Linked DNA regions of Homo sapiens: region 1 is linked to region 2. Evidence: chromatin loops called from intact Hi-C (ENCODE). Cell type or tissue: OCI-LY7. All regions are shown on one strand. Links, peaks and the distances in the headings refer to the core of each region. The heading gives the core; the rest is flanking DNA. Region 1 has its middle 21 kb from the start of FOXI2. Region 2 has its middle 39 kb from the start of CLRN3.

What was found. Hi-C counts contacts between places; a loop is a spot of excess contacts. Peaks named below come from ENCODE experiments on the same cell type or tissue, not always from the same donor. Only the 100,000 strongest peaks of a DNase experiment are listed, where the experiment ranks them.
Region 1: it touches region 2 in a loop (14-fold over the local background); 74 of 110 quality-filtered maps call a loop at or near these places.

The regions. Positions count from the first base shown.
Region 1 is chr10:127,713,070-127,718,445 of GRCh38, forward strand. No RefSeq gene overlaps it. Among named protein-coding and RNA genes, the nearest start is that of FOXI2, 21 kb to the right of the region's middle. In OCI-LY7, for the core only: CTCF peaks have their summits at 2,906 (motif pointing right) and 3,105; a DNase peak (open chromatin) is centred at 2,912.
Region 2 is chr10:127,851,485-127,856,860 of GRCh38, forward strand. No RefSeq gene overlaps it. Among named protein-coding and RNA genes, the nearest start is that of CLRN3, 39 kb to the right of the region's middle. RefSeq lists a silencer at 2,606-2,685. In OCI-LY7, for the core only: CTCF peaks have their summits at 2,692 (motif pointing left) and 2,893; DNase peaks (open chromatin) are centred at 1,437, 2,507, 3,137 and 3,757; H3K4me3 peaks cover 2,257 bases; H3K27ac peaks cover 2,582 bases.

The DNA.
Region 1 (5,376 bases), core at 115-5,114, 140 kb before region 2:
TCTACAGCCCTGCCTCACCAGAGGTGCCGTCAGAAAGAGAATGGCTCCCACCTTCTCCTGCCTAATGCAAGAGTCTCAAATTGGCAGAAGCTAATGGAACCCCAGCTGCTCCTGTAGGTTTGTATCCCCGCAGAACAAAAGAGCAGATACAAAGGCCTGGAAGAGCAGATGGAGAAATGTGTGCTGCAGACGATATCTGGCACAGTTTTAAATACTTGTTATTCTAAAATGTATGCAGCCCTGGTCATTGTAACCACACCGATATCTAAGGAGAAAGTGAGACTGAGTAGGCTGCACTTCATTTTAAGGGGACTTCAAAAAAATATGTGTAAGAAGAGTAAATTTTAAAAATTTTTCAGTTTTGGTAAAAGGCTAATTGAACATCATTTCTTTTTAAGAGGTGTACATATTCCTTCAGTGTCTCCTGCGGAAGAAAAAAAAACCAATATCCTTGTGTAGCACATCACAAAGTACTTTGACGCATCTCTTTTTATTCTTTATAAAGCCTTTCTGAGATATGACATGTTTCACCATTCAGAGAAACGGAGGTGCCCCAGGGCACCTGGATGGTAATTGGTGAAACGGGAACCTGAAGGCCGCCCACCTGCTCCCTGGTCAGAGCTCTTCCCATTGCTTCTCTAGGGTCTCCAGGGTGGTAAAGGTCTCAGGACACAGAAGCTGCACTGTGTAAGGGACTCTGGCCATGGCTACTAGACCTGGTCCTCACAGACCAAGAAGGGTGAGTGAGACCCACCAGCCCAGTGTGGTGCCTCGGAATGAACTGGTCAACCTTGTACCCAATGCCCCACCCACTCCATGTGCCGTGGAGATACACAGATGATTGCCATATTGTAATTAGATTGGTTTTCTTTTCTTTTCTTTTTTTCTTTTTCTTTTTCTTTTTTTGGGAGGGAGTCTTGCTCTCTCACCCAGGCTGGAGTGCAGTGGTGCAATCTTGGCTCACTGCAACCTCTGCCTCCTGGGTTCAAGTGATTCTCCCACCTCAGCCTCCCGAGTAGCTAAGATTACAGACATTCATCACCACGCCTGGCTAATTTTTGTATTTTTAGTAGAGACGGGGGTTTTGCCATGTTGGCCAGGCTGGTCTCGAACACCTGACCTCAGGTGATCCACCCACCTCAGCCTCCCAAGGTGCTGGGATTACAGGCATGAGCCACCACGCCCTGCCTAGTTTTATTTTCTTAATGCAATTCTCTAGAAATGTATAACAAACCTAGACAGATGTTGGGCATTTGGCTTTATGTCCCCAGAGCTGACATTCTGTTAGTAGCTACCTAAAGGTAGCTCCCTGGCGCTCCCTGCTGCCACCACGAAACTGGATGAGCTTAGGTTCATGATCAGTGAGACTTTATTCATTTAATATACATAACATATAACAGTTAACTTTTAATAACAATGTATTAAGCACTAACCAGATGTCAAGCAATATGCTAACCGTTTAGCACATATGAGCTTCCTCCTGTGGCTGGAGGAAGCAGGTGCTGTTATTACACGTGCGTTACACACCAGGCTAATGAGGTTCATCACTTGTAACCAAGGAAAGGGCACAGAGCAAAGAAATAGATTCAGAGCCAGGACCCCCCCAACTATCCAGAGCCCACACTTAAACACGAATTTCACCGCCACTTAGGACAACATTCGGGCTCTCATGTCCTTTTGATCCCTGCCACAAGGGATCATCTCTGAGCCAGGACAGGGGACAGGTGTCAACAATTTGTGCAGCAGCAAGATCAAGAAGACCACGTAGGCCTTCCTCATTTCTGGAGAGTCAGTAACCTTCAGACATGACAGCTGTACTTTCTTTTTGTGGTACCTAAACACAGCAAGTGCCAACGCTGGAGCAATGGTACCCTCATTAAGGTGTGTCTCATGATCTCCATCTGCATCTCTGGCAGGAAGTTGGGAGCCGGGCCCCCTGGGCCCTCCTGCATATGCTGGCCCAATTCAGCAGCAAACCCAAAGCAAGGTGGCTGGAGTCAGGAGACACTGATTCAACTAAAGCAATAAAATTAAAGTAATTCAAACATAAAACAATTTCTGAAGTCTAGTCAATACAAGGTGTGGCCAGGGTTACATCTGGGTAGCAGCAAGGAAGGGGTAGAAATGCCCCAGCAGCCAAGAGCATCCTAACAGGATGGATAGATTACCGTAACTATTTCAAAGTAAAAATCAGGACTTAGACTCCCCTATAACTGGTAAGCTACAGTGGTAAAGAGCAGGTCTCACTCTCCTTTACAAATCCGAAGCTAAGGATTAAAGGATGCCACAAGATGAAATGTGAGAGAGCTTCTCACCCAGTCTGATCATGTGCACGTGAAGTGGGTGTGGGGCTCTACTCGAGGTCACACTGGATGGAAAAGCAGGAGCCCAACCTGACCCCTGGCTCCCTGGCGCTCCCTGCTGCCACCACGAAACTGGATGAGCTTAGGTTCATGATCAGTGAGACTTTATATTCATTCCACATTCAGTATTTAAAAAAAAATCAAGGCAAAATAAAAAAAGTGTTTAACGACAACAGGTCTTTCTCTTAAAAAGAATAGTCTTACTGCAAGCTCCTGCGTATTTGCTAGCATTATGTTACAACAAATTCAGTAGATTTATCATAAAAATTGACATGTAAAATCTTAAATACAAATAAAAAATACAAGAGAAAAGTTTGAGAATAAAACAAACCTACCCTCTCTGTAGGAAATTTTTCACCCATAAAATACTAAAGGCTATGCCCTTAAAATAAATTTCACCAAAAATATCTTTATTGATGACTATGGATTCTGAACATTTCTTTAATAAGGAAGGAATGGAACTTGAGCCATCTATTACATAAAATAAACATGGGATTTTTTCCTTATCAAATGAAGCTACTTGAGGAAATAGACTCTGTCACCTTCCACTAGATGGCATTAAAGTCACATAATTAAGGACAGAAAAATTCACAGAGGAATGATCAATACACAAAACTACCATAGGGAATTCATTCTCCTTCTCACCCTCACCCCCAGATTATTGGAGTTTGCTGTTTGTTTGCTATTATGAGGACAAACCATGCTCATTATAAAAACACTTTTTTGAAAAACCAATAGAATAATTAGAGAAAAAGTGCAGTCTTATTTACCACCCTAATAACATTAGCTACATGTATGGTGCCGGGAAACGTGCAAAGTGCTTTATATGCATGGTTTCATTTAACCCGGATGGGAAATGAAGCCCTGTGAGATGATTATTATTACTGTGTTACAGATAAGAAAATTGAGGGTCCAGGTTAACTCATCCAGGATTACACAGGTAATAACTGACAGGACTAGGATTCTTGCCTGAGTCAATCTGACCCTGCAGGCTGACATCTCAAACACTTTTTCTCATCGCCAAAGTCAAGCACGCTTAGCATCTTCCCTCTCAGTCTCTGAAAGGGTCTGCTTATCTGTGGAGATACAACACAACAAAGGTTACCACGAACCTAAAAGTCCTTAGATGATCCCAATGCTTGCCATAAATTTTAACACTCGATCAACCTATATAAATTCCATCACACCTAATTATTTAACACATACGGGGAAGAATAGAAATATTGTGTAGGTAAATGACCAACTGTGTTTTCCAACTTCTTATTTCTTAGCAAATTTAAGGCTTTAAACTTAAGTGGCATGAAATGAAATGACCCTAACTATATGCCAAAACAAGAAACCACTGAGAAAAATATTTCAAGTGACTCTGTAACATAGTCCTTTGACTGTATGTCATTACTGGGATCTATTTTTTAAAGACAGGTCGGGCGCAGTGGCTCATGCCTATAATCCCAGCACTTTGGGAGGCCAAGGCACGCAGAGCGTTTGAGGTCAGGAGTTTGAGACAAGTCTGACCAACATGGTGAAACCTCATCTCCACTAAAAATACAAAAATTAGCCAGGTGTGGTGGCGCATGCCTGGCTCAGCTACTCAGGAGGCTGAGGCGGGAGAATCGCTTTAACTCAGGAGGCGGAGGTTGCAGTGAGGCGAGATGGCACCACTGCACTCCAGCCTGGGCAATAGAGTGAGACTCCATTGCAAAAAACAAAAACAAAAACAAAAACAAAAAACTACCAAGGAATCTTAAATCTCTTAAATCTCATTTAGTAGTTTGTTAATACTAACACTTATAAGGTAATTTGAAACTATACAGGTATACTGTAAGATAACACAAGAGATAATTGTGTTGATATTATTAGAAACCAAGATTTTCAGTATAAGAGAAATGAGATACAAGTAGAGGGTAAATGTAGGTTTTTTAAAGGCCTGTAAGTATTTAATTTAAACAAGAAGCATATGATTTTTAGAAATATGTTTCCTAGTTCTGTCCATTGAAAGGTCTAGAAGCAAGGTTACCCCTTCCCCAGGAAACTTAGACCGCCAGTCCCATCATTTGGTTTCTCTTACTGTTCTTTCTGAAAAGGAATCCAGGACCACTGGAGAAGTAGCCTATTTAATATCAGGGTCAGGGACTGTACAAAGCGAGACTGGGCCAGCTCGTGTCAGAAAAGAAGGAAACATCTAGAGACTAGTAGAGCCACGTCCAAAGGACACGAGAGCCAGTCCCCGGGGACTCCACATGACCCAATTTGTGATGATATAAGCATCACAAAAATAATAATAATTTATTGAAACATTGAACATATTAAAATGTTTAAGTCTATGCTGATACTCAAAAGAAGAGAAATCCCATACAGCAAAACAAAAAGTTGTGACCAATGAAGATGACTGTTTCACCAAATACATTACTCTAAAAACCAGTCAATAAAAGAAAAGAATTAAGCAATTATTTTGCCTTTTTAATAGGAATTGTATTTCAGTGAAACCAAATAAGTTCAGTTGAGATGATAGAAAGCTCGTTTTTACAGAAAAATGCCAGTTAGTGAATGTTAAACTAATGAAAGAACTAGAAAATTTCAATTTTGCAACTCCCAGTTCCTACGTGAACAATTGATTCAGGTAGAGGTCATTAATGGAAAACAAAAGCAATAGCAATTCTTATCGGGAATTACCTGTGGAACTGGATTTTCACAATGTATCCAGGCATCACTCCATGGACTAGTGGCTGATGACCTTTGCAATGAAGAGATCAGCTGTCATTCCCTAACCCAATGATCAAACCCCATGTCAGGAATAGTAGACGCGCCTGACATTATGTGCCTTCTATTGTGATGAGGTAAATAATTTAACCTGAATCTAAACACAGCTTTAGACCTGTTAAAGAAAAATAAAAATGGAGGCCAGGTGCCATGGCTCACGACTGTAATCCCAGCACTTCGGGAGGCCGAGGCAGGTGGATCATCTGAGGTCAGGAGTTCAAGAGCAGCCTGTCCAACATGATGAAACCCGCCT
Region 2 (5,376 bases), core at 163-5,162:
GGAGGGAGGTCAGAGAGATTGGGGTTGGCCTGGAGTTCTAGGGACCGCTCGTCTTTTCAAGACTTTTCTGACTAGACCTTCTGGAGAACTTTTTATAATTTCCACTTAGAGTTTTTCCAGAGGAGGAACAAGAGGCTTTGATGGGGACATCCAAGAACTGGTGTGACCTGGGGGATGGCGCTGTGCCTGGCAGAAGCTGTGCCCCAGGGGAAGGAGGCAGGCCCTAGTCCCCAGACTCCCCTCTTCTGCAGCTAGAAGGAGGATGGCAGGGCCAGGCAGGACACAGAGAAGAGCCAGCAGGGCCCATCCCCTCTAGGTGAGCGGGATCTCCGGGCCCCCAGGAAATGGGAGCATCCAAAGCAGCATTGACCACAAGGGGCAGGGAGGAGAGGCTGGAAAGGAGGTCTGTGCATAACGCCTCCGATTCCTGGTAGAACCTCACAACAGCTCGTTGACGGCGGGTCGGTGAGCATTTAAAGAGCAGCAGATTCTCATTCAGAGGCAGTGTGGTTCCATGGAAAGCAAAGCATTTCAGTGATGCGTGCTTAATTCAATCAGCTTACTTTACGCAAAAAGGATCCAGTGCCAGGAGTCCCCGGCCTGTCATGAAGGGTGGGGACAACGGTGTCCAAGAGCCACAAATAAAATGCCAAGGGAATGCTGTGACGGGGGCCCTGGAGGGCTTTGTGGAGGAGGTTGAAAGATTCTCAGAGCCTTCAACAATGCTCTGTGGAAGAATTTGGGAGGTTACATTGAAATGGTAGGTGGGCGAGGCTGGGGGAAAAAGGGAAGATTTCCAACACTTTGGATCTACAAGGACACAACAGGTTTTGTTTTTTTAAATGGCTGTGGCTAAAATCAGCTTCCTGGTAGCATCATAAATGGGGATGGAAACCCTCATAAGCCTGGTGTCAGTGGTGGTGGCACCTTGGTGAGCAGGTGACCAAATGGCCTGAGTGGTGACGTTAATCTACCTGTTCACTGGCTGTTGCCAAAGCGAGGCCTATTGGGACAGGTTTGCATTTCTTCTTGGCTTCTAAGACCAGGTTATGACAGACATCCTACAATGCAGGAGGAGCTGGACAGGAGGACAACATCACACCTGGCCCTGCCATCCTCCATCTCCAGAAGCCATGGTCCAGCAGGGAGATGCACGACTCATGGTCTTCCACGCTGAGTGGAAAAGCCATGGCAACGCGGGCACTGCCAGGGGTTTCAGGGTGCTCTGCATCTGTTTCTTAAATAAGACTGTCTTGTTAATCCTGAACATTCCAGCTGCTTTTGTCACAGTGTCCCCGGACAAGAGGGAGCCTGAGAGAGACTTAGAGATCAGGAGAAGCAAACCGGCCCACAAGTGTGATGGATGCTGTGTCAGAGTGTCTAGGATCCAGGAGCCCCGCTCTCCCCTTAGAGACGGATGCAGTTCCGTGCACACAGGCCCTCTTTCCTGTGTAGGGGAGGGGCATGCTGTCTGCACATGGCATGCTCCCTCCTGCCCAGGGAAGCCAACTGCCATATTAGCAAAGATGGTTTGAAAATGAACAAGAATCCCAACTTAAAATATATATATATATGCAGTCATTCCTTGGTATCCGAGGGGGATTGGTTCCAAGACCCCCATGGTAACAAAATCTGCAGATGCTCAAGTCCCTGATATAAAATAGTGTCGTATTTGCATAGAACTTACACAATCCTCTTGTGTACTTTAAATCATCTCTAGATTACTTATATATATCTAATACAATGCAAATGCCAAGTAAATGGTTGTTATACTGTCTTTTTAGAATTGGTATTATTTTTCATTGTTGTATTGTGATTTTTATTGTTTTTTAAAGTATTTTTTATCCTGGCAGGGTGCAGTGGCTTACGCCTATAATCCCAGCATTTTGGGAGGCTGGGTCACTAGACCCTAGGAGTTGGAGACTAGCCTGGGAGACAAAGTAAGACCCCATCTCTACAAAAAAAAAAAAAAAACGCTGGATGTGGGGTCGGGCACCAGTGACCTCAGCTACACGGGAGGCTGAGTCAGGAGGATTGCATGACCCAGAGGTCTAGGATGCAGTAAGCCGTGATCACACCACTGCACTCCAGCCTGGGTGACAGAACAAAACCCGTCAAAAAAAACAAAAAACAAAAAAAAACAAAGAAACATAAAACTGTTTTTTAATCCGAAGTTGGCTGAATCCATGGAACCCACAGGTGTGTAGAAGGACATCTCCCACAATGTTAAGTCATCACTTACCAGTGTCAGCTTCCTGATGTGGCTAAGTTTAGACACACACGCGGGCTCGCACGAAAGATCCTAATGTCGAATAAATTGGGGGGAAAAATCAGTTCAGCTAGATGGACAGATTCCTGGAAGTCTTAGTGTGCACACATGTGCTGTGCCTGTGCAGGAGGGCAGTGGGGAAGGCAGAGCCCCGTGTGAAGGGACATCTTTGACAACAAGAGCATTTCCAAAACCACCGGGGAAGTATGCATGTGCAGCAGGTGGGTTTCAGTTCCCTCCAGCGTCTCACATGCTGGAACGGTCTCTCCATCAGCTCTGACCCAGGCCCAGAGGCCTGACACTCCTGCTGAGTGCTCAGGTCCTGGTGGCACAAGCCTTCCCCAGTCCTGCAGCCTTCGGGAAGCGGCGGTGCCCAGGGCGCAGAGCTCTGGCGTTGCACTCATGGGCTTATGCTGCCCTCTAGTGCTGTGCTCTTGAAATAGCTGTGTGGCTTTGCCACTTAAAGCTGATGCGGAATCTAGGGCCTCGTGGGCCCTCTAAAGAAACTGCCTCATTGCATCAAAATCAATGCCCTGCTCTTCTAACAGACGCTCTCTAATGCCCTGTAATGAAACCCATACAGATGATCACCTATCTATGCTCCAAATCGCAAAAGATAAACATAATGTCTTAACTTTAATATAAAGTGGAAGTATAAGAACTTAAAGAAAAGTAGCTTTTATAGCATGGAACTTGTCTTGCAATGAGCTTGACCTACACTCACCAGAAGCAATTTCTTAAATACCCACTCAGAGGTGACACTGCTTCCGCTGAGAAACGCTCGTGGAAGGTCGGGCTGGCCAGCCTTGCTGTAAAGGGCCAGGTGGTGCATACGCATGGCTTTGTGGGCCATAAGCTCCCAGCCACACCTACACAGCCCTGTCATTGTGACGCAAAGGCAGCTGCAGACAGCAGCAAGTGAATGGGCATGGCCACATTCCAACAAAACATCATTTGCAAAAAGAGGCAGTTGGCTAGATTTGGCCCAGAGGTTAATGATTTGTGGATCCCTGGTCTAGAGCATCCCCTTCGGTTTACAGATTGGGAAACTGAGGCTCAGCGTAGAGGAGGGGATAGTGGTCACGACTAGGAAATTAGACCCTGAGCCAAGTCCACTGGCTCCAGCCCATCCATCCCAGCTCTTTGGCCGGAGCTCTGCGGGCTGTGACTCAGGTGGTCTCTCCTCAGGTGTACGGGGGAGGTTTGGTGACCCCAGGGATGATCCCAGGGAAAGGAAGGTCTGTGTTGGGCTTTCTCTGACAACGGCAGTTCCCTCCCATGCCCCCCGTCCTCCCCAGCTCTGATTCATTCATTCACTCAGGTCTCCACTGAGTACCAACCTGTGTCTGCCCACCCTGCAGTCATTCCTCCTGGCCAAGCAGCCTGTGCTGATCACAGCTCCCAACCCCTAGAAAATGAAAATAAAGATATGCAAATTACATCATTAGATTCAACAGGCAGACACTCGGTCAAATGGCTCTAAAAGTGTCTTGGCTCTCAGTTCCTCTTCTTGCTGCATGGTGGGATAGCAGATCCCGTGATGGGCTCCAGCACTAGCTCCAGGGCGGCCAGGCTGGCTCGTGGCCTCATGGAGGTGGGGACCAGGCAAGCTGGGGCTTGGTAAGGCTCCTGGCAACCCAGGGCCCATGGGGTGGCCGAAAGGGCTGTGCTTGTGTGTGTCCTTGTCCTCAAAGTCACTCACTGTAGCATCCCCTTGTCCCCACAGGCCCCTCTTCCCCGCAGGAACTCTCAGGATGGGCCGCCCCTGCACCACTGGGCTGAGAGGACCAGAGCCCAGGAACTGTCTGTGGTTCCAGGGTTGGGGAAGCTTCCAGTCATATGGGAGCTCATAAGGCCAGGACCCATCTCTTCAGCTAGGCTAGGAGGCCAGTCTGGTCCCAACCTCCTGGCTCCTTACACTGTCCTCATCCTGGGGGCCCAGGCTAACAACCGGAGTCAGATCCTGGAAGGAGGGTGTCTACTGGGGGTCTAGAGGCATGGAGATGGCTCCTGCAGGGGCTGGAGCTGGCTGAGGTCAAGGGTTCCCTCGGGGCCAGGGAACAAGCACCTTCTACTAGCCTCTTGGGGACCTGGAAATAGCAGACCAGGGCCCACAGACCTGGGCACTTGTCTGGCCCCCTGGATTTAGCCCCATGGTAAGTTGGGGAGGCTGAGGATTCACTTTTGTATCCTATTGCTGATGGAGCCTGTCAGACAGACACAGCAGGGATCTGTGATGGCCGCGCTCCAGAAACCCAGGAGCAGGTCTCGGGGCTCTTTGAGAGGCCCTGTGGTGAAGCCAGGCTGGGATCATGAATCAGCCGGGACAGGCAGGGAGGATCTGGGATTCTGGAGCAGGAGTAGTGGCCTAGAACAGGAGGGGGCCCAGCAAGCCCAGGTCCAGGCCCCACATTTGACAGAAGGAAGCAACGCTGCCCCCCAGGGGAGCGGCCTCCAGAATTTCAGGAAGCGTCAGTGTGTTTGTCTGCTTGGGCTGCCTTAGCAAAGGTCACAACCTGGGAGGCTCCAAGCAACAAAAGTTTACTTTGTCACAGTCACGAAGACCAGAAGTCCCAATCCAAGGCATCCGCAGGGCCATGCTCCCTCCGAAGCCTCTGGGGGTGAAGTCTTCCTTCCCCCTCGGGCCAAGCCCCGGTGCTGCTTGGCTGGAGGGGCATCGCTGCACTCTGCCTCGTCTTCACACACCTCTTCCTCCCAATGTCTGTCTTCACTCAGCACTCTCCTCTATATGCGTCTTCATGTCCAAATCTCCTTCCTCTTATGCAGACACCATCACATTGAATTGGGGGTCCACCCTACTCCAATATGATCCCATCTTAACTCGACTAATTATATCTGCAATGACCCTGTTTCCAAATAGGGTCACATTGACAGGTGCCAGGGATTGGGGCTTCACCATTCCCTTCTAGGGGATGTCATTCAGCCCACACCAGCACAGCACTCCCCAGGTTCCCCTGAGTGGGGCAGGCGTTCCCCGGCCTCAGGCTCATCTGTGGAACACAGGCCCTGGGACACACCAGCTAACTCAAGAGTCTCTTCCTGGACAAATATACAAGGGTAGGCCGGGCATGGTGGCTCATGCCTGT